Linked DNA regions of Homo sapiens: all the other regions are linked to region 1. Evidence: chromatin loops called from intact Hi-C (ENCODE). Cell type or tissue: mammary epithelial cell. All regions are shown on one strand.

The links. Peaks named below come from ENCODE experiments on the same cell type or tissue, not always from the same donor. Only the 100,000 strongest peaks of a DNase experiment are listed, where the experiment ranks them.
Region 2: a loop joins it to region 1, with 4 times the contacts of the local background. A loop is called at or near these places in 4 of 110 quality-filtered maps.
Region 3: a loop joins it to region 1, with 14 times the contacts of the local background. A loop is called at or near these places in 2 of 110 quality-filtered maps.

What each region holds. Positions count from the first base shown.
Region 1 is chr7:46,930,038-46,938,037 of GRCh38, reverse strand. LOC124901626 (a long non-coding RNA gene) reads left to right here and starts at 541. Exons shown (of 2, transcript XR_007060316.1): 1 at 541-604. In mammary epithelial cell, a CTCF peak has its summit at 4,688; DNase peaks (open chromatin) are centred at 5,057 and 7,487; H3K27ac peaks cover 3,097 bases.
Region 2 is chr7:46,551,381-46,559,380 of GRCh38, reverse strand. No RefSeq gene overlaps it. Among named protein-coding and RNA genes, the nearest start is that of IGFBP3, 630 kb to the right of the region's middle. In mammary epithelial cell, no CTCF peak of the experiment used is centred here; a DNase peak (open chromatin) is centred at 4,490.
Region 3 is chr7:46,347,712-46,355,711 of GRCh38, reverse strand. No RefSeq gene overlaps it. Among named protein-coding and RNA genes, the nearest start is that of IGFBP3, 430 kb to the right of the region's middle. RefSeq lists a silencer at 3,027-3,321. In mammary epithelial cell, CTCF peaks have their summits at 3,154 (motif pointing right), 6,717 and 6,946; no DNase peak of the experiment used is centred here.

The sequences.
Region 1 (8,000 bases):
TCTCTCTCCACGTGATCTCTTCACACATTCTTTACACATCACAGCCTCTGTGTAGCTGGGCTTACATTGTGGCTACAGGCTCCAAGATCATGTCCCAAGAGGAGCTACTCCTTATCTCTTAAAGTTTTTTACATGGTTTTAATCTCTGTCACATTCATCGCACATGACACTTTATTTAGCTTTATTATTTAATTACTTGTTTTATTACTCATTTCACATAATTTATATTTCTTAACCAATTTATAAGGAGTTGATATGGCTATTTTGGTCATTTGTTGAAGGTTTTTTGCTTGTTTATTTTTGTCCTTTTCAATTTCACTAATTATATTTATATTTATAAATACTGATACTTTTTACTAAAGATTATAGAATAAATATAATACCCTCTTGAATCTATTGAAGTATTTTATGCATCTATTAATATATTTATTAATCTATTATGTACTTAAATATTTCACCAAGTTTTACTGGTTGAGTTGATTTTCCTTATTTAATACTTTTATGTTGATTCTTGATTTTTTTCTTTTTATTTGGATATAGGAAATTAGTTTGAGGAGGCCATGTGAGTGAATTTCTACAGCATAAAAGAAATCACTGATCATCTGTGAGTAAGCACACTTTTTGCTGCTTCTGGGATGGAAGGAGAGGGTATGATTTTGGGGATGGTGGGGTGGAGCACAACATCAAGCATGTTTTTCCGATTTCTTGGGTAACATGGCTTCTGGCTGTTAAAAGCTCCAGTTTCCTCTTTTATGCTGCTTCTGGTATCAAAAATATACTACTTCATACCTAAGACTTATGCTCTCTAAATGTGGTGGGTAGCGTAGTGGGAATGGGGGGCAGGACCATCTCCAAGCAAAACACCTGTTTCTCTATCCCACACTCCATCATATCCTCAACTCCTGTTTCCATGACCTACTAATGGTTAATCCACTAACACTGTGTAGCTGAATATGGTTATCTTCTCTATCAGTTTGTTTTCACACTGCTGAATATGGTTATCTTCTCTATCAGTTCATTTTCACACTGCATACCAAAGACTGGTTAATTTATAAAGAAAAAGAGGTTTCATGGACACACAGTTCCACGTGGCTGGACGGCCTCACAATCATGGCAGAAGGTGAAAGGCATGTCTTACATGGTGGCAGGCAGGGGAGAATGAGAGAACCAAGTGAAAGGGGAAACATCTTATAAAATCATCAGATCTTGTGAGACTTATTCACTACCACGGGAACAGTATGGGGGAAACCGCCCCCAGGATTCAATTATCTCCCACTGGGTCCCTCCCACAACACGTGGGAATTATGGGAGCTACAATTCAAGATGAGATTTGGGTGGGGACACAGCCAAACCATATTATCTTCCTTCATTAACATTACTCCTCCAAAAACATACACGAGTAATGGGAACATTAGTTTAATATCCTCCACCTTTATGGATAGGGACATTTGTTTTTCTTTCCTTTCTGTATCCCTGACATGTAGACATCATCCAACGGTGTGCACTCAACAATCCTACACTAAATAAATGAATGCACGTAAGAATAAATAGATAATATCTAAAGAAGTTTTTTTTTAAACTTGGTATAGGTTCAATACAACTTTTAATAAAGATTTATCAAACCCACAAAATGAAATAATTACTTGCATTTGACTAGAGCTTTTTCATTTTAATTCACAGAAAATTACATACATAACATAGCACAGTTTTCCTGTTACATTCTCCTTCCCTTCTCAAAAGAATGTTGGTGAGAAGCCTTAAGTAAGAAGTGGTTCGTGTTCTAGAGCAGATGGGGCTCCTTTGAGCCTGTGCCTGTCGGGTTCTGACATAGAACTGGGTGTCTATGCTTTTCTTAAGTCTCTATCCTTTTGCAGAGTGTAAATTACTCTTTCAGCTTCTTGTGAATTGTAAATTCAATTTCTAAATACAATTTGTCTCTTATTCTGTATAAGAAAGTTAGTTTTTATTTAGTACACTGCAAAATAACAGTTAGTACTGGAGATCATTCTCCCATATGTTCTTGTTTGGTCTGCCAACTCTTATTAAGGGAGAGTAATATCTTGACGGTGTCCCAAATCAAATTTTCCTACATTGAATGGTCAGTATTATTGACATTTCCTCTTCCATACCCTGCAAGACACACCCACTTACCTTATTTTAAGAGTATCACTCTTTTGTCATTTGATCAATTTTATGTGGGCCACACCAGACATAAGTAAGCACTGTTGGAAGATACCAGGAAATATAAGTGTGAATACAGTCGTGCATTGCTTAACAATGGGGATACATTCTAAGAAATTAAAATTGCACTATTAGGCAATTTTGTCTTGTGTGAACATCATAGACTGTACTTACCCAAACCCAGATGGTAGAGCTTACTACACAGCTAGGCTATATGTATAGCCTGTTTCTCCTAGGCTGCAAACCTGTGCAGCATGTCACTGAACTTGATACCGTAGACGAGTATACACAATGGTTCCATACTTTTGTATCTAAAGATATCTAAACATCAAAAAAGTAAAGTAAAAATAGAGGATAAAATATTTTTTAAAAGGGTGCATATATATGGAGAACTTACCATGAATGGAGTTTGTAGAACTGGAAGTTGCCCTGGGTAAGTCAGTGAGTGAGTGGTGAGTGAATATGAAAGCCCAGTGAGTCAATTACTCAACACTATGATAGATTTTATGAACACTGTGCATTTAGGCTACACTGAATTTACAAAAGAGTATTTTTTCTTTCTTCAGTAACAAAGTAATTTTAGCCTACTGCAACATTTTACTTTATAAACTTTTAAATTATTTAAACTTTTTGGCTCTTTTGCAATAACACGTAGCTTAAAATAAAAACACATTATATACCTGCTACAAAAACATATTCTTTCTTTATGTCCTTATTCTATAGGCATGTATCTATTTTTATTTTTCTTACTTTTTAAACATTTTTGTCCAAAACTAAGACAGAAGCACATAAATTAGCTTAGGGTTACACAGGGTCAGGATCATCAATATCAGTCTTCCATCTCCACAGCTTGTCCCACTGGGAGGTCTTCAGGAGTAATAACGTGCATGGAGCTGCCATCTCCTATGATGACAATGTCTAAGACCTGCCTGAGGTTGTTTTACAGTTAACTTTTTTTATGAGTATAAAAATACAATAAAAATATCAACAAGAATATAGTATGCTAAATGCATAAAGTGGTAACATAGTCACTTATTATCTTACCAAGTAATATATTCTGTACATAATTGTATGCACTATACTTTTAAACAACTGGCAGCATAGTAGTTTTGTTTACACCAGCATCACCACAAACACCCGGGTAATGCATTGCACTATGATATCACTAGGCAGTAGGAATTTTTCAGCTTCATTATAATCTTATGAGACAGCTGTTGAATACACAGCCTGTTGTTGATGGAAACACCATTGTGTGGTGCATGACTCTATGCTTTAGATTTGGCCCTCATGGAATAGACCACTGCAAGGTCAATGCTAGAGAGAACTCCTTTGCAGGAGAGAGAAATATGGTGGAGTAGAGGAACAGGGGAGTTCTGTGGATGACCTCTTTCATCTGGGCTTTGGAAGATGGGAAAAGCTTGGTCATACAGAGATTTGGACTAAACGTTTCATGAAGAGGAAGCAGATTACGAAATAATTACACAGAGGTCAGTAGTTCAACTGTTTCACCTAGAAACTAAGGTGGAAATTATACAGAAGTTAGTCTTTTCTATACTGGGCCCAAGAAAGTGAGCAAGGGCAATATGTTTTTGTTTGTTTTTTAGCATCTTTACAAGTTTTTTCCATCTGGTTTGTCTCAATTATCTTTACAAAATTCCTTGATCTGTAGATATAATTGTTATAATATTGTAATAATATTATCCTTCTATTATATTATAATTTATCTGTAGTTACATTATTTGATTTATCCCTATTGTATTCCATGCTTGTTTGGTTCCAATACTCAATAATAGCTTATAACTGAAATGTCAATTTAATCCTACAAACATTTAAAGAGTATCCAATACCTAGGTAATTATCCTGTTTTACAGGTGAGTCGATCTAAGCTATACTTATATGATTAAAAATAATTAGTTTGAGTTGTCTTTTGCTCTAATTGCTCCTTACTTCACTCGAAGTTCTTATTGCTCAGCTGCAGAGTATTGTGTAAGCACAGCAGGGAACTTTTATTTTGACTCTGTGTTAATGTAAAAATTATGCTTAATAATACAAGGAAGAATGATTCCAGGGTGTTTAGCCATGTGTTGCAATGGTCATTATTTCCTTCCAGTATACTTATCTCTGAACCGATCATTTTATTGGCTCTTTGGTTATAAATGTTTTCAGGAAGTGCTTTCTGAAACAATAAATACCTCTCTGTCCCATTATCCAAAAATTCCCTGCATTTCATGCCTACATTCAATTTTGGCTACACACGGAAAAAAATAAATAAATAAATAAAAGTAGCTTTTGTTAATCAGGCCTACAAACTAAAACCTAAAATTTTGGAATTAAAAACTAATAATTTGATAATTTTTTAAAAGGAATGTTGGAGAATGTTTAGTTCCAACTCTCACTTTAGTGGAGTCTGTAAGAAACAAATAATTATTATTTCTAGAAAGAATAACAATGTCTTTATCTGTATAGCCTACAATGTGCTTCAACGCTTTAACTTGTGTGTTCATCCTGAAGTGGGTGCTCTTGTCCTCATTTTAGAAAGGAGGAAATGAGTCTTGGAGAGGGTAGGGGACTTGTACCAAGTATAGGAGCAAGGAAAAAAGTGAAGTGACTCAATCACAGTGAGCCCTCTTCACAAATCCAGTGTTGTTCCCACTGCCCATCAACTGAGAAGCTGCTTTTCCTCTTAAAAACAAAATAAACGTAGAAACAAAGAAACAAAAATCCTCTCTTCTACTCTGGATTCAGATGACAGTCGTATTTTGCTCAAGAATATTGAGCAATCATAAATGAGTTTTCTCCCCTCCACACTGGAGATAAACCACAACTTATTATAACAAAACTGGTCACTGCTCTTGCCAAAGTATTTCATCAGCTTCTGGCATGCGTTATATCTTGATACACTTATCCAGCATGATGGCTGGCGTGATCCTCTGCCTATTTAGTATGTAGGCTAGTTCAGCAGAGGATTTAATGACAGGAGATTTTTCTTTGGCTCCAGGGATCGGCATGCACAGACAGGACCCTGTGTGAATTCCCCAGCATGTGATGATAAGATACTTCCAGTCTGCCAGCATCAAGCAGCTTCATTAATTAAAAACACATTGCGTGTTATCACTAAAGATTGATTTTTCTAGGAAGAATTACCCTTTGGCATTTATGATGAGCATGAAGAAGAACAGATAATACAATTACTGACAGGACTTTCCTCATTTTAGGACAGCAAATATTTAAGATTAGGATTAAGATTTCAGGAGAGACAGCCTTTGTGATTATTCTGCAAAGGAAATATTTGGGACTGCTGTTTTCGTTTTGTTTAGGCTGACCCTGGGAAGTAAACATTTGCTCAGCCATACTGAGTATCTGTGATTTAATGGGATATGGGCCCTAAACATATTTTAGTACTTCACCCCTTTATGCTTAAAACAAAACAGTGCAAAATAAACAATAAATGGACTAATAAAAAGTTTATATAGCTGCCAAGTGCTGAAAAAAGTCTGGTGAAGTCAAGTTATCTGTTTGAAGGAGATTACTGATATTTTCAGCAAGAAGGGCAGTGTTGTGAGAGTGTCTGGCCCTCATGGCACCAATGTAGAATGATGATGCAGGAGAATCTGGGTTCCAAAGCCACACAAGGAACCATTTATATTTTTGTCCAGCACGATGTAGATATTCCCAATATCCCATCAAGTGGTTGCGTAGTCCCTGTTTAAATTCCTTTGCAGACCTCATTATTTTACAAAATCTGTGATTAAACTAGAAGAGCTCAAATTGATAGGAAATCCTCCTAGAGTGGAAGTGATACTTTTTTACTTCCTGCTGTGACACATCAAAACTTTTCTATTTGAAACTTCTACATGTTGGACCTAAGTTTTCTCCTTTCTTACACTAAATGTCCTCCATGAAGTCTGCTACTTGCCACTTAAATTATCCAGGATCTCCTGGGTCTTGGACCCCTGCAACATCCAGGATCACCTCTAAACACATGGCAGTTTGCAGTGACTCAAAGTCAAGCACAGTAATCCAATGGCAAGTGCAACAAAACATCGTATCCTTAGGTTTCCACTATTCATTTACATTAAAGCTGCCTATGTTGAGTTTAGATGTTTAGGCAGAGCTTTCACGGGTATGTCATTTTTGAGTTGATGATGTAGCCTATGATGGCTTTTCTTCCATGAACTGCTGTTTAAATAAGTTCCCTTCTGCTTGGGTCTAGTTGAAGTGAGAGAATCAAAGGTAGATGTTTTTACCCCATGAAACACTGCCTCACTAGTTTCAGCCTTTTCTTTCAGCCACTTAACATCTCTAAAAATCTAACTTTACAATCCTTTGCTTTATTGACACAGCCTTGCTCTATGGCCTCTGTTTACCTATCTTTTACGTCCTATTGAAGATATTAGTGGGCGAATGTTCCTAGTAGATAGAGCTACCCCTTAGTCTATTCTGACTGGCTGTCCACAGAAATGTAGAAAAGTGCTCATAGGAGGGTCTACTTACAAAGTTATGACATTGACATAAATCATTTGCATTAGGTACATCAAACACTGGGATCCTTAACATTTTTTCCTCTCCTGTCCATTTTGATTTAATATAAACATAAGCTGGATGTATCATGATATCAAACACTTGTAGGTTACTTAAAGATTGCCCCAAACATGGAAACTCAGGAAAAATGTCAACGTAATTTGAATTGTTCACATCATATTTATGTTTTAAAAAGTTTACTGAATATTGCTCTATCAAACGACTTGTTTTGGTACCATCTAAAACCAACTAAGGCTCAGGTTGAGGAACAGGGTAGAATGGTTGCTGTTTATGGATATGTAGGAGGATTTGACATGAAAGTTCACTGGTTGTAGATTTGTGTTGGCTCACTTTTATTTACTTAGTGAAATCTACATGCCTTAGATGGCAGGTAAAGCACAAGACTGCTCTGATCTTGGCTCTCATGACATTCCTGTGCAACTCTCATTTTACTTCAGGCTCTACCTCTAAAATCCACCACATGGCCTCGCCGTCCATGCTTTGCTGATGTTTTCCTGTATCTAGAATGCCTTTTCATTTCTGGGGGCCTGTGAATATGGTCGCCATTTTTCAAGGTTCAGTGCAAATACCACATGCTTAGATTTTTGCTTCACTGCTTCCTTAATCAGCCACAGGTAGACTTTTGCTTATGCTGCCACAGAGGGTGAATCTTAAATCCTTGCATCACTACTAGCGGTGTACATTTCCATCAGCCTCACTTTTATGTGAGTTCTTAAAGGTTAGAGTCTATGCCTGATTTCTTCATGTCTCTCTCTCTCTTCCTTGTGTGCGGCAGAGCATCTGGATTACTGCTAGATGGAGTTGACTCATCTGCGGGCTCTGGGATTGACTCAGCCCTGGACTGTACTGGCACTTGTTTGTCTTAACCTGTGCTTTCATTGAAAAAATAATACTCTCTCTTCAAAACTTCTAAATCATAGGCTTTCCATGTCCCCAGGAATTCAGATTTACATTACTTTCATGGCACAGAGAATACCAATCCTAGAAATTAACATTATGTAGTCACACATGGGTAAGAATGCCTTAGGGTAACTGGCAGAAACAAACTGTATTTGGCTCTGACTTTCTGAAGGTTTGCTCCTTCAACCCATGCTTTCCAGGATTCCAGCAAATAAAATCCAGAAAAACATGAAATATAAGCTCACATTTGAAAATCACCAAGTACACAAAGAAACAAGCCACCACGAGAAAGCCAGCAGAAACCAGGATCTTCAGGTAACAGAATCATAGAGCACAAAAAAAATTATTTAGATTTTTCAAAGAAATACAAGATGAAA
Region 2 (8,000 bases), 380 kb after region 1:
ACAACTTAGACATTCTCCCTGGAACACGATCAAATGTCATCTTTCTCCTCCCGTTTCTCCTCAAGAGCTGGAAGGGTTAGAGGCAGCCTGTTTCTAACAAAAACACTACCATTTAGGGGTTTGGTGGTTAACGTTAAGTCTTGCCTTCAAAAGCTTACAGAACTATGGGGAAGTAAACTCAGAAATTTATAATTAAGTATGGCATCTACTGTAATATGCATTAAACACTATCAGGTTTTCCTTCTTGTAGGTTCCTCCAAACATTATGAAGCTGTCTTGATCACTCTTGCTTGGCTTTGGAGACAGTAACCAGGAAAAAGTATAGCTTCTCTTTATGAACCCTGCAATCCCTCAAAAGATGACCACTCCCCACCCACTCCCCCCCCGCCAACACACACACTTCATTAATTGTCTTGTGACAGGGCAGAGTGACAAATGATGTAATTCTGAAAGAGGCATATTTGTGTGGTGAGACACAGGGATTTCAGGGCAAAAGAGTCTCACGTTGAAGCCCTGGATCTAACACTTACTTTTTCTATAATGTTGGGTTTTATCTCTCTGCACCTCAGCTTTCTCTGTTGTAAAATAGGCATCATAAAAATTGCCTACCTCTTAAGGTGCTGTGTACATCAAATGAGTGAAAACACATGCTTGGGACAGTGCATGGCCTGTAATAAGTCCTACCTAATTGTTAGTGGACATTCTCAGTGGACTAAAGATAACAATCAAAGATGCACAGGGCAACATATGGCTTGCACCAGACTCTTTAGAAGGTCAAAGAAAGAGCATGACCCATGGTATTCAGCCTTTGCATTTGTAGCAATACCACCGGAGTGGAGCCTCTTCCACACACAGCTTCAACTACTTCCTCTAAATTGACAGTGCTATGTCAGGTCCAGATCACTGTCATGGTCTCCTGTCCAAGGCACATACTTTCTCACTTATCAGTGACCCCTGAACACTGGATAGAAACATCAAAAACTGAACCTGTCCCATGGCCCTTTCCTTCTTCTATATTCACAAATACTCCACATTGAGTAAAGGAAGTTTGGTCCTGTTTCAATGAGTGGTCTTTCCATCTGCCCTCATCCCACATGCCAGGAATCTGGATGAGGCTGTCAGACACATCTCCTCACTTTTCACATGCATTAGTCTTCCTAGCTCTGGGCCTAAACTGTCTCATGAATTCACCTCTCTCTAATTCTCCTCTCCCAGCAGAGCCTCAACAGTACCCTAAAGTTGATCTGCAATATCTGTTGTCAAATTTATCCTGTACAAACCAACTACATCCTCACTCTCCTGGCCTGCAGAGAGAACAATAAATGACCCAGTTTCAGTCAATTAGACATGCCTGCCTTGGACTTTTCATCGAGAGAGTGATAAAAAGAAGCTGACCTATGAAGCCCAACTGAGCAGAAACAAAGGGAAGAATATTTTCAGCCCAGACAAAGGTAGCTCACTAACTTATATGTGAAGATTATTCAAGCACATACATTTGGCAGAGCAGTGACCACCGTGTAACTAAGAAAGTCTAGGGAGGTGGGAGTACTGCTCAAGATGTGTCTGGAAGGACAGGCAGAGGCTTCGTTACTAAAAAGCCTGTGTGCCTGCTTAGGTACACACATCGTCTTCAGGAAATTGTTAAATAACTGTGAGCTGGCATTGCCAAGATTTAGCACTTAATCTATAAACACTAAAAGATTTTCACATGCGCAGTTTAAAAAACTCATCCAATGGTGTGTCAGGTGAAACCTTATAAAACTGTAACAGAAACCAGCTGTGTGTGCGGACTCCCAGCACGTCCATGTTCATTTCTGGCTCAGCAGAGTGTGAAGGACGTGGTTTGGGGATAGAAAGCTGCTGGCACAGGACACCTGGGCTCCAACCAGGAAGTAAGAGAACCGAGAAGGGAAAGGCAATCCAGGGGTGGGAATCCAGCCTCCCTGGGTTCAGGCACAGTTCAATCTGAGTTTAAAGTGAATACTTGGGACATTTATTATCTTATCTGAGTAAGTTATCTGCTTCTTAAGAGTGATGAGCTCATTTTTATGGTCTTGCTTTTGACTTTCAGGCTTCCCATGGGAACTTCATAAAGAGCCCATAAATATATGTTTATCTGTGTCTCTAGCATAATCCAGATTTTTGTTGAGCCGGAAGTTACCTTAAAAATTAATTTTTATATGTCTGAATAAATAAAAACATACTGCCACTCCTATAAATAATGTACACATAGAATGGACATATTCTGCACCAGGAATTTAACTGTTAAGGCTGAGATACACACATCCATATTCAATAGACAATTGTATTTGCTATTGTGTAAGCAGAGCAGTAGAAAGTACAAATATAAATGTACTCTCTTCCTTTAAAATATAAATCGGAGTATGATGCTATTAATAGATATAATACAAAATGTCTTGTATGATAGTTGCTTTAATTTCCGAGCATGTGACACTTTCTAATCTTCATTTTAATATTTTTATGCATGTTATTGCATAACAGAATTCAGAGAGAGAATAGTTTCTCTTACCCTACTACTGATTTGTAAGTTTTGAGCCAAAACTTTCATTAAAGATAATATAATAAGAATTATACCCACACATTGTAGCAAGTGCCAATTTCCTGGTTTTGATGTTGCACTGTAGTTATGTAAAATGTAGCCAACAAGAAAACCGGGTGAAGGGGGCACGGGTCCTCCCCACACTATCCTTGCTACTTCCCATAGGAAAAATTCTGTAATTATTTTGAAATAAAATGTTATTTTAAAAAAGCACACTTGCATTTCTGAACTGACCCCATTTAGTTACGGTGTGTTATTCCTTTTATGGATTCCTGATTCTACTAGTTAATTTTTAAAAGCTATTTCTGTGTTAAACTATAAGAGAATATAGTTCCATATTTTTTAATTATTGAGTTCTGTACGGTTTTTAATATCAGATTAATAAGGCCCTCATAAAATAGGTTGCAAAGTGTTCACTCCTCTATTTCATAAGAGTTTTGAGTGGCAGTGGTGTCATTTTTTGCTTAAATATTGGATAAAATTCATCAGAGGGGCCATGTGTCCCTGGAGTGTTTAATTATTGGTGGAAAAGTGTTTGGCCAGGTACTCAATTTCTTTAATGTATCTAAGTCTATTCAGATTTAACTACTTCTTCTTGAATCAGTTTTGGTAATTTGTGTCTTTCAAATAATTTGTTCATTTCACTTAAGTTATTGAATTTGTTGACGTAAAGTTGTGTATAATATTACCTTATTTTAAAGTCAGTAGAATTTATAATTATATCTCCTTTTTCCATCTTAATAGTGTGATTTGTGTCTCTTAAGTCTCCATCATTCTATCAGAATGTAAATTTTATTGTTATTTTCTGTGAAACATCTTTCAACTCTATTTATTTTTCTAATTGTATTATTTTTCCTCTTTTCCTTAAGAGAGAAATCGAAAATAGAGACAGATAAAATAGAGAAATAAATAATAGAAAAACATAATTTCTATGAATTGCTTTCTGTTTTTATATTATTTTTTCCTTCTACTTAATTTGGGGGTATTTGTTCTTTGTAATATTAAGTTAAAAACTTAGACAACTGTAGAGCACGGTGGCCCACGCCTGTAATCCCAGCACTTTGGGAGGCTGAAGCGGGCGGATCACGAGGTCAGATGTTCAAGACCAGACTGACCAACATGGTGAAACCCCATCTCTACTAAAAAAAAAAATACAAAAATTAGCCAGTCATGGTGGCACGCGCCTATAATTCCAGCCACTCAAGAGGCTGAGGCAGGAGAATTGCTTGAACCCGGGAGGCAGAGGTTACAGTGAGCCGAGATTGCGCGATTGCACTCCAGCCTGGGTGACAGAGTGAGACTCCATCTCAAAAAAAAACACAAAAAACAAAAAACAAGCAAACAAACAAACAAACAAAAAGAGTAGACTACTAATTTTATATTGTTTTTCTTTTCTAACATAACTGTTTAAAGCTATACATTTCTTTTAAAAACTGTAAGATGTATACCCCGGTCTTTTTAAAATTATTATTCATTAAAGAATCTATTCTTTTGATAGTGATTTGCTTCTTTGGCCAACATTATTTAATTTCTAATTATTTGAGGATTCTCCAGATATCATTCTATTATTTCTTATTAATTCTGCTGTGATCAGCAAATATCTCTGTATTATTTGAATCTTGTTATATTTATTGTGACTCGTCTCAAAGACTAGAATATTGTCTATTTTAGTAAATGTTTGCAAACATTTGAAAACCATGTATACCCTGCTGTTGCTGAATGCAACAATTAGATAATAGAAATTAGAAATAGAAATCTTAATTAGGTCAAGTTCATTGATAATGTTGTTCAAGGCACCTATATCTTTTCTCATCACCTCCTATTCACCCCATGGGTGAAAAAGAGACACCTCTCTCTAAACAGCATGAGATGGCCAAACACAGCACACTCAGCACCAGACAAGTGAGAAGCATGGCTCATGAGTCACATGTGCTGCCTGCATAAAGAGAGAGTACCACATACCACACAGGGCCACAGGGGTTGTGCTCTGTGAGAGAGGGAACAACCAGGGACCACAGGAGGCCAGGTTTGTAGTAAGAAGAGAGGGGGTGACACCTCATTTCTGTGGGAGAATGTGATCGACTTGTGTGGGCTGGCAGGGAGATGAAACCCAACAGGCTGAGGACCTGATGAATTGCAGGTGATCCAGTTTATAGGAACTGGACAGTTGAGGACCCTTTCCTACTGAGTGGAGGGTTTCTGGTGAGAGCAAGAGAACTCATGGTTAGAATCTGGGGCTTTGTGAGGCTCAAAGATGCTAGGGCACCTTTTTGAATTTTTTTGGTCTTTGCTCTTTTTTTTTTTTTCTCTCAATTAGTCTATCAATTGCTGAGAGAGGAGTTTTGAAATCTCCAATCATAATTTCAGATTTGCCTTTTCCTTTGATCTTCATCAATTTATATTCCATGTATTGTAAATCTTCTTGTTGAGCTTGTACACATTTAGGATTGTTATATCTTCTTTTGTATGCCATTGGCAGAGAGTTAGACACATATTCCAGTGGAACAGAATCGAGGATTAAGAAATAGTCCAACACAAATACATCCAATGGGTTTTTGACATAGGTGCAAAAGCATCTTTTCAGCAGATGGTGATGGGCCAACTGAATATTCCTAGGCAAAAGGAAAAAAAGAAGCCTCAACATTGACTTCATACCTCATGCCAAAATTAATTCAAAATGGATCACAAACTTAAATGTAAAATGTAAAACTACATATAAATTAATTATTGATACATTCGGACATAAATCTGCTGTTGTATTATTTGTTTCCCATTTGTCTTCTCTTTCTCATTCTTCTGTCCCTCTTTTCTCAACTTCCTCTGGGTTATTTGTACATATTTTAGAATTCCAATTTGATTTACTTAGTGTGTGATGAGTATAGTATTTGGAAGAGTTTTCTTAGTGGTTGTTCTAGGGATTTCCGTACACATATGTCATGAGTAGCACCAGGTCAGACATAACCAGGTCCACGCACATTTGTATCTTTCCCTAAGGTAAGATTTTTATTGGTATTATTTCAGTCACAAAAGCCACGAGCTAGAAGGAGTTCACAAGGAGGCAATTCTTCTTAGGACTACCCATTCACTAGGTAGTTAAAGCTGCAGGCACACAGGCTCATGTGATCCACAATCAGTCAACATTGCAAACCATATGTAATAGTATACTTAATAAATATATAAATGCTACAGATTAAACATACCACATCAAACAAAATAACATTTAAAATCAAGAGAAAATGGGATATAATAATGGGGTTAATAAACCGGTCTAAGGAGGGTGACATGGACAAGGAGAGTGTCTCAGCTGATCCAATGGATGTTAACGTCTTGCAGGAAGAGTCTTTGTTTGGGGCAGCACCTTCAGTGGCAGATGCTAGGTGCTGATCATGAGTGACAGCAGGACAGTGTCTTAACATGGCCGTCTCAAGCTGGTGAAGTCCTGCTCTTTTGATGGCCACAGAGCCCTCTGGTGAAGAATGGCAGTCCTCTGGCTATGTCCACCTCTGGTTGGGTGCAATCTCTATGGATTAGGTAAACATCTGGTCCTGTTGGCATGATGCCTTGTGAAATGTAAGGTGGAGTCTTTTTCTAAGATGGAGTCAGTTATGTCAAGAGTTCTCTATACAACATACATAACTTATCACAGTCTAATGGTTTCAAATTTTTATGACCTTGAGTGAAGAAATCTTCCTTCCCTTTAGGTCCTTCATCTCCTTTATAACATAATTGTCTTAAATATTTCCTCTACCTACATTAAGCATCACATCAGGTGGTATTATAATTTTTGCTTCAATCATCAAGTACGATTTGAGAAACTTATGAGAATTAGGAGAGTCTATTATATTCACCCTATTTTACACATTCTAACCTATACGTGTGTTTTTTCCTCTCTGATGTTTTCAAGTAATGCATCATTTGTCTATGGACGCTTGCATGGGTTTTTAATTTGTCTTCAGTTCTCAGACATTTAGTTATGATGTGTCTTTCTTGCATGTTTTATTTTGGTTTATCTTGATAGAGGTTTTCTCACCCTGAGTCTCTCGCCAGGTGTGGGAAGTTTTCAGCCATTATTTCTTTGAATGCCTTGTAGTCTCACTGTCTTTTACTATTCTTCTGAAATGCTCATCAAATAAACTTTAGCATTTAAAAAAAATTGTCCTACAGGTCCCTGAAACTTTGGTTTCTTTCCTCAGTGTATTTTCTCTTTGTCATTCAGATTAGGTAATTTTAACTATCTGTCCTCTAGTTCACCGACTCTATCCTCCGTCATCTCCAGTCTATTATTGAGCTCATTCTGGGAGTTTGTTTTTTAATTTCTGTGATTTTATTTTTCGGTTCTAAAATGGCACTTGTTTTTTATGACCTATTTCTTTGTTGAGATTTCTATTTTTTATTTGTTCCATAAGAACTCATAATTGCTTGTTAAAATATTTTTATTTTGGCCACTTTAAGATCCTTTCAGATAATTTCAACATCTGATTCATCTTTATGCTGGTCTCTTTTCTCATTTATATTGTGATGTCCCTGGTTCTTCAAATGACAAGTAACTTTTAATTATATCCTGACATTTGGCTGCTTCTTTTTCTTCTAATTTTGAAACAACAGATCCTATTTATTCTTTCTCTTTTATTGGGCAATCTGCATGATGAGATGTGGCATGAGGGCTGGGTACATATATGTTCAGTTTCCTTTTGGGCCCTGCCAATGCCATCTCAACACAGTGGGCCCCTCAATGCATATGTGTGGGATGAATGCTCAGGTTCACCCTGGCTCTGCTGATACTTTCCTAGCGGAACTGTAGGAGTGACCCACACTGTCTCTGTTCCTTTGAGTAGGGGTGTGAGATTCACTCTGTCCTGGCCTTTGCTGACACTCAGGGAAAGGAACTAGAAAACTGGACTGCCAGGTGAGTCTACCTCCCACCACCATGTCCACCTTGTTCAATCTGGTGGGAACTGGGACTCAGCTAGTCATTGGCTCCTGCTCACAGTAAGGGAAGGGGGACTACCTCACTTTACATCACCTCATTCTGACTCACTGATGCCAGGTGAGAGTGGAGTTATTATAGTTATTACAGTCATGGCCACGGGTCTGGGAAAATATGGTAGGACCATAAGGAGTTTTAATTAGTACTACTTCTGAAATTTAATTTGTCAGTATGCATCAGTGTTATCTAAATACTTACATATTTTGCTCATTGTGTTTCTCAAAATAGATCTTAATACATAACCCTAAATAGTAATGATGTGATATTCCCAAAGATGGCTATTATAGAATAAATTAAAATGAAAATGGGACCTATATAATCTTACAAACAATTTAAATTAATTAATCTATAAAAGCAAATCTAAAGTCATTAAAATAAAAAATGTACAGTAACATGAAAAATATTCATAATAGAATGTTAATTACAGAAACAAATGCAAAATTGTGGATAAAT
Region 3 (8,000 bases), 580 kb after region 1:
AGATGGACAGAGGGCAGTGTACTAGGCTATACATCCGTCACACAATTCAGTTTTGTAGCTAGCATTAATATGTCCACTCTATTGCAATCAATTGCTGCCATTGCAAGAAGATGACGGCCCACTACTGTGCTTTCCCTGTGACAGAATCCAAGCAGTGGAATAATGCCAAGAAACTTACACAAGTCACCTATGTGCTAACAGCAAGTTACCCATTCCCAGCCTCAAATCTCTCTCAGCAGAGCTCAACAGACCTATAATGCGTCCCATAATCACCTGGCCTCCTGATCTCTACAAGACACTCTTTCTGCCTCCAAAATGCTTTTGAATATGCTTACCATCTACAGTTCCCATGCTGCTGCCCTGCCCTGAGCTGCCTCATTCGTAATTTGAAATGTCACACTGTCCTCCCAGGTGGCTTTTCTGATACATATTTATCCCACTGCAATCCCTTCTCCACAGAACTGACTGAGGGATGTTCATAAAACATAAGTCAGGAAAGGATTGTTCATGATGATAGATAATGGAATGAAGGAAAAGTCAAAAATGGACAAATCCCATTGGTGGTGTATGTGTGCATGTGTGTAGGCTGATCACTAACAGGGCAACGTCGTCACCCATCAAACCATCCCAGTGACCACGCAAATCTGCTAGGGGTCCTGCCAGGTGCACCTTCGTGGATGCAGGAGGCCCACTCCCTGGAAACAGCTATGCTCAGAGGCAGTCGCAGCGCCTGCCCTGGAAGCCACCCGCTTGCCCCTTTCTTGTGTTTTCTGGCATTGCCTTCCCTGCAGTGGCCTCTGTAAGTTATCTGTGCTGGAGGCTATCACAAAAATGAAATTTACCCCATTGCTGTGGGATAATACACCGAGCCACCCTAGAGCGCTTACATCTGCAATTGGAAGCCAGTGCCGGAGCTCTGCCTCTACCCCTCCCATGATCACCCTTCCCCACCACCCAAGAATGAGCCTGCCTCTTGCTTTTCGCAGCCCCCTGGTGAACAGCATGGGCAAGTCTCCCTGGGTTACGGCAAAAGGAGCATGAGGAACACTGTCCTGGCTTCCCCAACACATCCCCAAGTGGTCTCCAGGACAGGGCCATGGACCTGCTTCTCTCCTTCCTCACCGTGCAACTGGGCCTATGCTGTTGCCACTCTCTCAGAAGGCTGGGGATGTGTCTCTCCCTTTGGGGCATGGGGCCCAAGACCCTGTCTCGACATTTGACACTCTCTTTAGTGTGGATACCTGGAGCCGCGCCTTGCCACCAGCAGCCTTCCTGGGAAGGCTTAGCCCCATTCCAGCCACAGAGTGAGTACCTGTCCCACCACACACAGCACCACAGTGAGCCTCGTGCTAGACATCGTTCCTTCAGCATGTTTGCCTTCTCTTCAGGTTTGCTCTTCCTCTCTTTTCCACTTATCTGAAGGAAATGGCTTTCCTTCTGTTCCCAGTGTGTCCCCTGCCCCCATGAACACTAATGCTCAGTGTCCAGTGTATCTTCAAGCCAACCCCTACTGCCTCCCTTTGGTCCATTCTCCATTGTCCAATGACAATGCTTGGGACACTTGGAGCCTTTGGCTTGAAGGAGTCAATTGTTCTTGGGTGACAGTCTTTCACCTCCACTCCATTCTGCTTCCTGGAGCCGGATTTATCGTTCTAGAAAACAATTTTATTATGCCACATGGACCCCAAAACACAAACAAAATTCTACTCAGGATGATTTTTTTTTCTTTTAACAGGAGTTTTATTTACATAATTTGATCACAAGACAGATGTTTGAAATTGCTGTTACTCAGAACAATTCCAAGTAAGTGGTCACGTTGCCCTTGGCTTACAGAAGAAAGCCATGACCTGATGAGTGGAGGGATGAGGGTGCCAGAAAAAGTGTGGTGAAGGCCACAGAGAGGTCAAAGGACTTGTAAGAATTCCCAAGTGCCCACCCCTGAGGTGGCTGCCACCTCTCCCTCCCCTAAGCACCCAGCCAGTGCCTTTCCTGCAGTCCATCCAGTTGCATGTCCAACATGGTACCTCTGAACCCTTTCCTGTGACTCATGTTTCTATAAAAACTACTTGGGACCCTTTTTATATACACCCCAAGGTTTCCTGACTCAAGCCGTGATTAGGGCACATCATCCATCAAAATGTTCCTCCTCCTTCCTTCTCATGTCTGCATAGCCCAGTTACGCCCACCATTCAAGACCCAACTGAGTTAGTGTGGGTTTCTGAAAACTTCTGTGTTCCTCAGCCAAGAGTCTTCTCCTCTTTCACTGTAAAAGATTTGTTTCCTGCCAGGCGCAGTGGCTCACACCTGTAACCCCAGCACTTTGGGAGGCTGAGGTGGGTGGATCACCTGAGGTCAGGAGTTGGAGACCAGCCTGGCCAACATGATGAAACACAGTATCTACTAAAAATACAAAAAATTAGCCGGGCATGCAGGTGGGCTCCTGTAATCTCAGCTACTCAGGAGGCTGAGGCAGGAGAATTGCCTGAACCTGGGAGGCGGAGGTTGCAGTGAGCCAAGATTGCGCCATTGCACACCAGCCTAGGCAACAGAGCGAGACTCCATTAAAAAAAAAAAAAAAAAAAAAAGATTTGTTTCTATAATTCTCACCCATATTTATTCCTTTACATCTATGGGGCAGATAAGATAACTGACTGGTTGATTGACCTCCCCTGGAAGACTGGGAGCTTGCCCTATTTCTTTACCCACAGTACCTCAAACAGAACTCATGGAATGGATCCATACATATTTTGGGATGTATGAATTGAAAAATAAACATCTAGTCACCTTGATTAGGCCCTAAATTCCTCTAGGACTTGAAAAGATTGTGGATTTTTTATTCTTTTCTTATAATATCTACTCAAAAACATTGGGCAATATGATGTTGTCCATTGATTAAGTCATTAGTTTATTTCCTATAATCAATTACACTGCAAAATATTATAAACTAGTAGTTGTAGTCTCAAAAGGTAGCACAGTGTTTTTTTTTCTTCACACTATTTTTGAGAACCGGAGCTCTGTGACTTGTGCAATTAAAATGCATGTTATTATGGACCAGCAAACCCAAGTCTTGAGGACCAATTGGTAAATCCATGGGGATTTGCACTCCTGCATGGCCTGTCTTTGGGAGGTATTTCCCTTCATAACACGTGCCACTAGGTGCCAGTGTTGTTCTACCAAAGTGACCCTCCAAAAGTACAGGTGGTCCCCAACTTTACATGCTTAGCATTCTTGAAAATGATGACTTTACACAGAAGGTAGAAGAGCAAGTCTAGTAGGGAAATGAACTGTGTAACTTATGTTTGTACAGGTTTGACATCACCACATTAAAGAAATGAACAAAAAGATTGACTAAAGGGAAGTACAGGTGCTTATTAGGTAGCATTAAATCAGTTTAGAGACAAAGAATGAAAAATGATCTCTGCTGAGATACTCTTGAATTTGCAAACCAGGCATGCTCAGTTGTTGCTCATTGAGCAAATGCAAAATGATCTAAAATTAGTATTCAATTTATGATACTATTGCACAAGAAACATTTCCTCTCCCTCCCCTTTCTCTTTCTCTCTCTCTTTCTCTTACTCTATCTCCATATATACATACATATATATATATAGCTCTCCAGTAAAGCTTTCCACATATGGAAACTTAGAATGCAAGTAACTTGTTTCAACATGCCTTGTACCTGTACCTGAATAATTATGTTAAAATAGTTTGTCTAATTATCATCAATTAGAAGGAAGCTAATGCCAGATTTGCTTGTGTTTCTAATAAATTCTTTGGCTGTGTTTTATCCCTGTGCTGTGGTATATACAGAATACCAAGTGATTATTACTGGTGATCAGTTTGCCATAGACAATACTAGTTGCAGGAAGTATATAATTCATGATCAGTGTAGTCAAGCCTTCCAGAAAGAAAAAATGGATAAATGGTGTTTGACATAAGGAGAAACTAATGCAGACAACCAAAGTTATCGTGTGTGTGTGTGTGTGTGTGTGTGTGTGTGTGTGTGTGTGTGTGTAAGAGACAGAGAGAGAATAATGTGGGGGCAGGGGAGAATTCATCATGGCTGCAGTGTTTTTTTAATATAGCAGCACAAAAATACATGTATCTGTGGGATAATAAAATGAACAGGTGAATGTTATGGGTCAAAATTTTCATCATTGGAAACAGTTCTAAGAGAAGAAGAAAAAAGCACTTTGCTTTTTGATTCCATGTTCATTTCAAGACAAATCCTATATTACCTAGCGAAGCGGCAGAGTTTAATTTCCCATGCTACCTGAGATTTAAGGCATCTCGGCAGAACAACAGCAACAACAAATAACAACAACAAAATCTTTAAATCCCTAAATAATGCAGCAATAGCAAGCAGAACCATTTGCATGGTACATCTTTCTCCTTCATTTTACAGTAAGCACATTATTAGGCAGCTGCAAAACTATGAAGAAACATTTTTCAAACAGCCTGATGAAAGAGACACGTTCCTGAATTTGAAAGCTTCATCTATTCAGGAAAATCTTCATGTATATATCTTTAAATATCATCTCTACCAATTGCTTTTATTATCTTCTCCAGAATCTAATAAAATAATAAACTTTCTCATTGTATTTTTCATTCATCTTCATTATTTAAACAATATTTCGTATCTTTGTCTATATTCCAGAATTTTAAATCAAAAATATGTCAATATTTCAGTAACTTATTGATATATTGCTCATAAATAAAATCAGCACTATTGGCAATGACTAATTTTGTGGGTAACAACATCAGAAGGTTAAAAAAAATGCTGGACAAGAACAGCATGGGAGGAGGAAGTGATGAGAAGAAACACTTGTAAGTTTTCTGTGCTGCTCTGTAAGCACACAGAGAGAGTGATCCCGGACAGCTATTCTATTATGTCTGAATGCACCAGTTTGTTTAGCCATTCATTTGTCGAGGGACATATGGGCTGTTTCCAGTTTTGGGTGGAGTCCTTTTTGCAACTGTCCTCGGCAGCCCCCCAGTCTCTGTGCTGAAAAGGGGAGTGTCTCTGTCTCTTTAAGACAAAGCCATCACTGGTCACACTGCTTGTGTCAAGCCCCTCTGGCTGTTGATCTTGTGTTTTGCACAGAACAGGGGAGTCTCTGGCCTGCAGGGATGGGGAAGAGACTTCCTGGGCCAGGTCCCTCTTCTGTCAAGGTACCTCTTGCTGGTTTTCCCCGAGAGTGTCAGTGTCTCCTGCTGGCAAAAGACAGTCTTGGAGCCAGTAGAGGAGAGTGGGTGCCCTGGCTGCTTGCTATTGTCAAGAGTCCATTTTGATCCCCCTTGCTGGAGGTGCCAGAGATCTCAGGTCAGCCCAGGGAAATATGTTCCTACTTGAACTGTCAAATGTTGCTGGTTTGGGGGTGGGGAAATGCTGAGTCTAGGTGGCCTTTTTATGTTGGGTTGAGGAGCTGAGATGCCCTGCTGCTCTGCTGTTCCTCCAGTTCTGGGGTCCTGGATAAGTCATGAGTTCTCCTTCCTCTTACTGCTCTCCAGGCTTCTCCCATGGCTGTCTGCTGCATTATTTCTATAGTTGGGTTTAGCAGGAAGGAGCAGAGAGAAAAAGGTCTCCATGATCTCAATAGGCCAGTAGCAGCTGCTAACAAATTGTTAAATAAATAGAAATATCACTCTACAAAACATGTTGGAGGTAGCAGAAAACCTCAATGGACAGATAACAATTATATTAATTGAAACAACATTGAAGATATTCACAGAAAACAACAAAAGTGGCATTTATTAAGTGAGTTGTATCAAGCATTTGAGGAACATAAAATTTTAATCTTATGCATGACTTCCCGGAGAATAAAAATAAGGAGTACTCCCAAAGTAATCTTAAGACTATAGGATAAATATGATATGAATCACCAATTTAGGTATGTAGAAAAGAAAAACTACAGATCAAAATTATTTATGGGCATAAATGAAAGTATCCTAATAGAATTTTAGAACACTTCAGCCAATAGTATGTTAAAAAGATAAGATCCAAGTTAGCTTCTCCTCCCAGGAATGCAATGCTGATTCCAGTTTAGATAATCTAATTCTGTAGTTAATTGCTTTAAAGATTAAAGAGACAAAGCACATGATTCGTGCAGTTTATGTAAAAGCAGCTTTTGATATAGAAATGTTAAGAACCAGTGTAATAAGAGGTTACACGGGGTAAAAAGGTGTTAACATGAGAAAGCTGCTGCCTTTCAAAGGAGGTGCCAAACCACATGTAAACTTTTCAAAGAAGAGAGCCAAAGATAATTATGTGACTTTTTCATCCCTTCACCCAAAAAAAGATTAAAATGGGGGTACAAAGTGCAGCCTTCCACATGTCTAGACACAGAGGAAAATGGAATAATAATTTCTTCCACATGACAGACATTGGTAATAATTAAGAAACTGGGGCCCGGCGGGGTGGCTCACGCCAGTAATCCCAGCACTTTGGGAGGCCGAGGTGGGCGGATCATGAGATCAGGAGATCGACACCATCCTGGCTAACAGGGTGAAACCCTATCTCTACTAAAAATACAAAAACAAAAAAATTAGCCAGGTGTGGTGGCGGGTGCCTGCAGTCCCAGCTACTCGGGAGGCTGAGGCAGGAGAATGGCGTGAACCTGGGAGGCGAAGCTTGCAGTGAGCCCAGAGCCCGCCGCTGCACTCCAGCCTGGGCAACAGAGCGAGACTCCGTCAAAAAAAAAGAAAAAAGAAATTGGAATTAAGATCTCATATTGATACTATTTCATAAATATAAGCTGAAGTAAAAAACTTCTACAAAAGAAAATGTTGGTACAAATATAGAGCAAGGAGCATTTCAACACTATGTGTGTATTTCTGCAAACTGAAGAGAAATTTGGAAATATTGAGTATATTAAAAAATGTATCTGTGATGCAATCCAACAATTCCATTTCTCTCCTCTAGGAAGAGAGTGTACCTACTCTAGGAAGAAACATGAGCATAAGGAGATGTGCGCAGGGAGAGTCACGGCAACTTTACAAGTCACGGTGGCGGCCAGACAGGTTCTCATGATGCTGCCACCAGAGAAGGCTCAAGCAGGTTGCTAGGTCTTCATCCCGGTGTAAGCAGTGAAAATGACTGCCTTAGAAATGCAGGTATCCATATGAAAAGATATTTAAATATAAGAAAAAAATATAAAAAGTAGAGGAAGAACCATACAATCAAAGAATATGTTGGCCTGGGAGTAGTGATAATAAGAGTAGAAAAAACAAAAGTCATAAAAGTATATATATAATGTTACTATTCTACAAATGTAAAAATATACAAAGATGGTAACATATTTTTACAGTTTCATATATATGCATGTGTGTATGTGTGTGCATATACCTCAACTTTACCACTGGTAAGGTGGACTGGAAACCCTGGGACCTGCAGCCACAGCTGGACTCCCTCAAACCCCTCAACACCATAATGTCTTATGTAAGATGTTACAAGACGTAATTCAAGGTCATGGTGACCTCTAGAAAGAAGAGAGGGGACTCAACCTTGGAAGGCTATGAAAGACAATGGTTTTGTAACGTTTTATTTTACTAGCAATTAGAGAAGCAATTATGTTTATTATGTCTTATATGTGCATATATCTGAAATATTTTATAATTTAAAGACAACTAATTGTCGGTCTGCAGCTGATATTAAATCCACAGTTTTGTTCCCTAGAGAAAAATTAGGAGCAGGCTCCTGTACATGCCTCTAGAGGTTTCCCTTGCACATACACAATGGGTAGCTCCAGCTATTTCACGCTCTACTTCTGTCTCTATCTTCCCTGTCTCTATCTCTTTCCATATCCTACTTTTATCCCTATGCCAATTTCCATCTTCTTCTCTATTCTTAATTCTGTACTCTTCTCTCTTGACCTCTGTGTCTTTCTCTCTCTTGATCTAGCTTTCTCTACCTTTTTATCTACTTTTAAAAAATCATACTGCAGATACTCATTCTATAGTCTGCTTTAAAAACATTTAGTCACATTCCCTCAATTTATTTC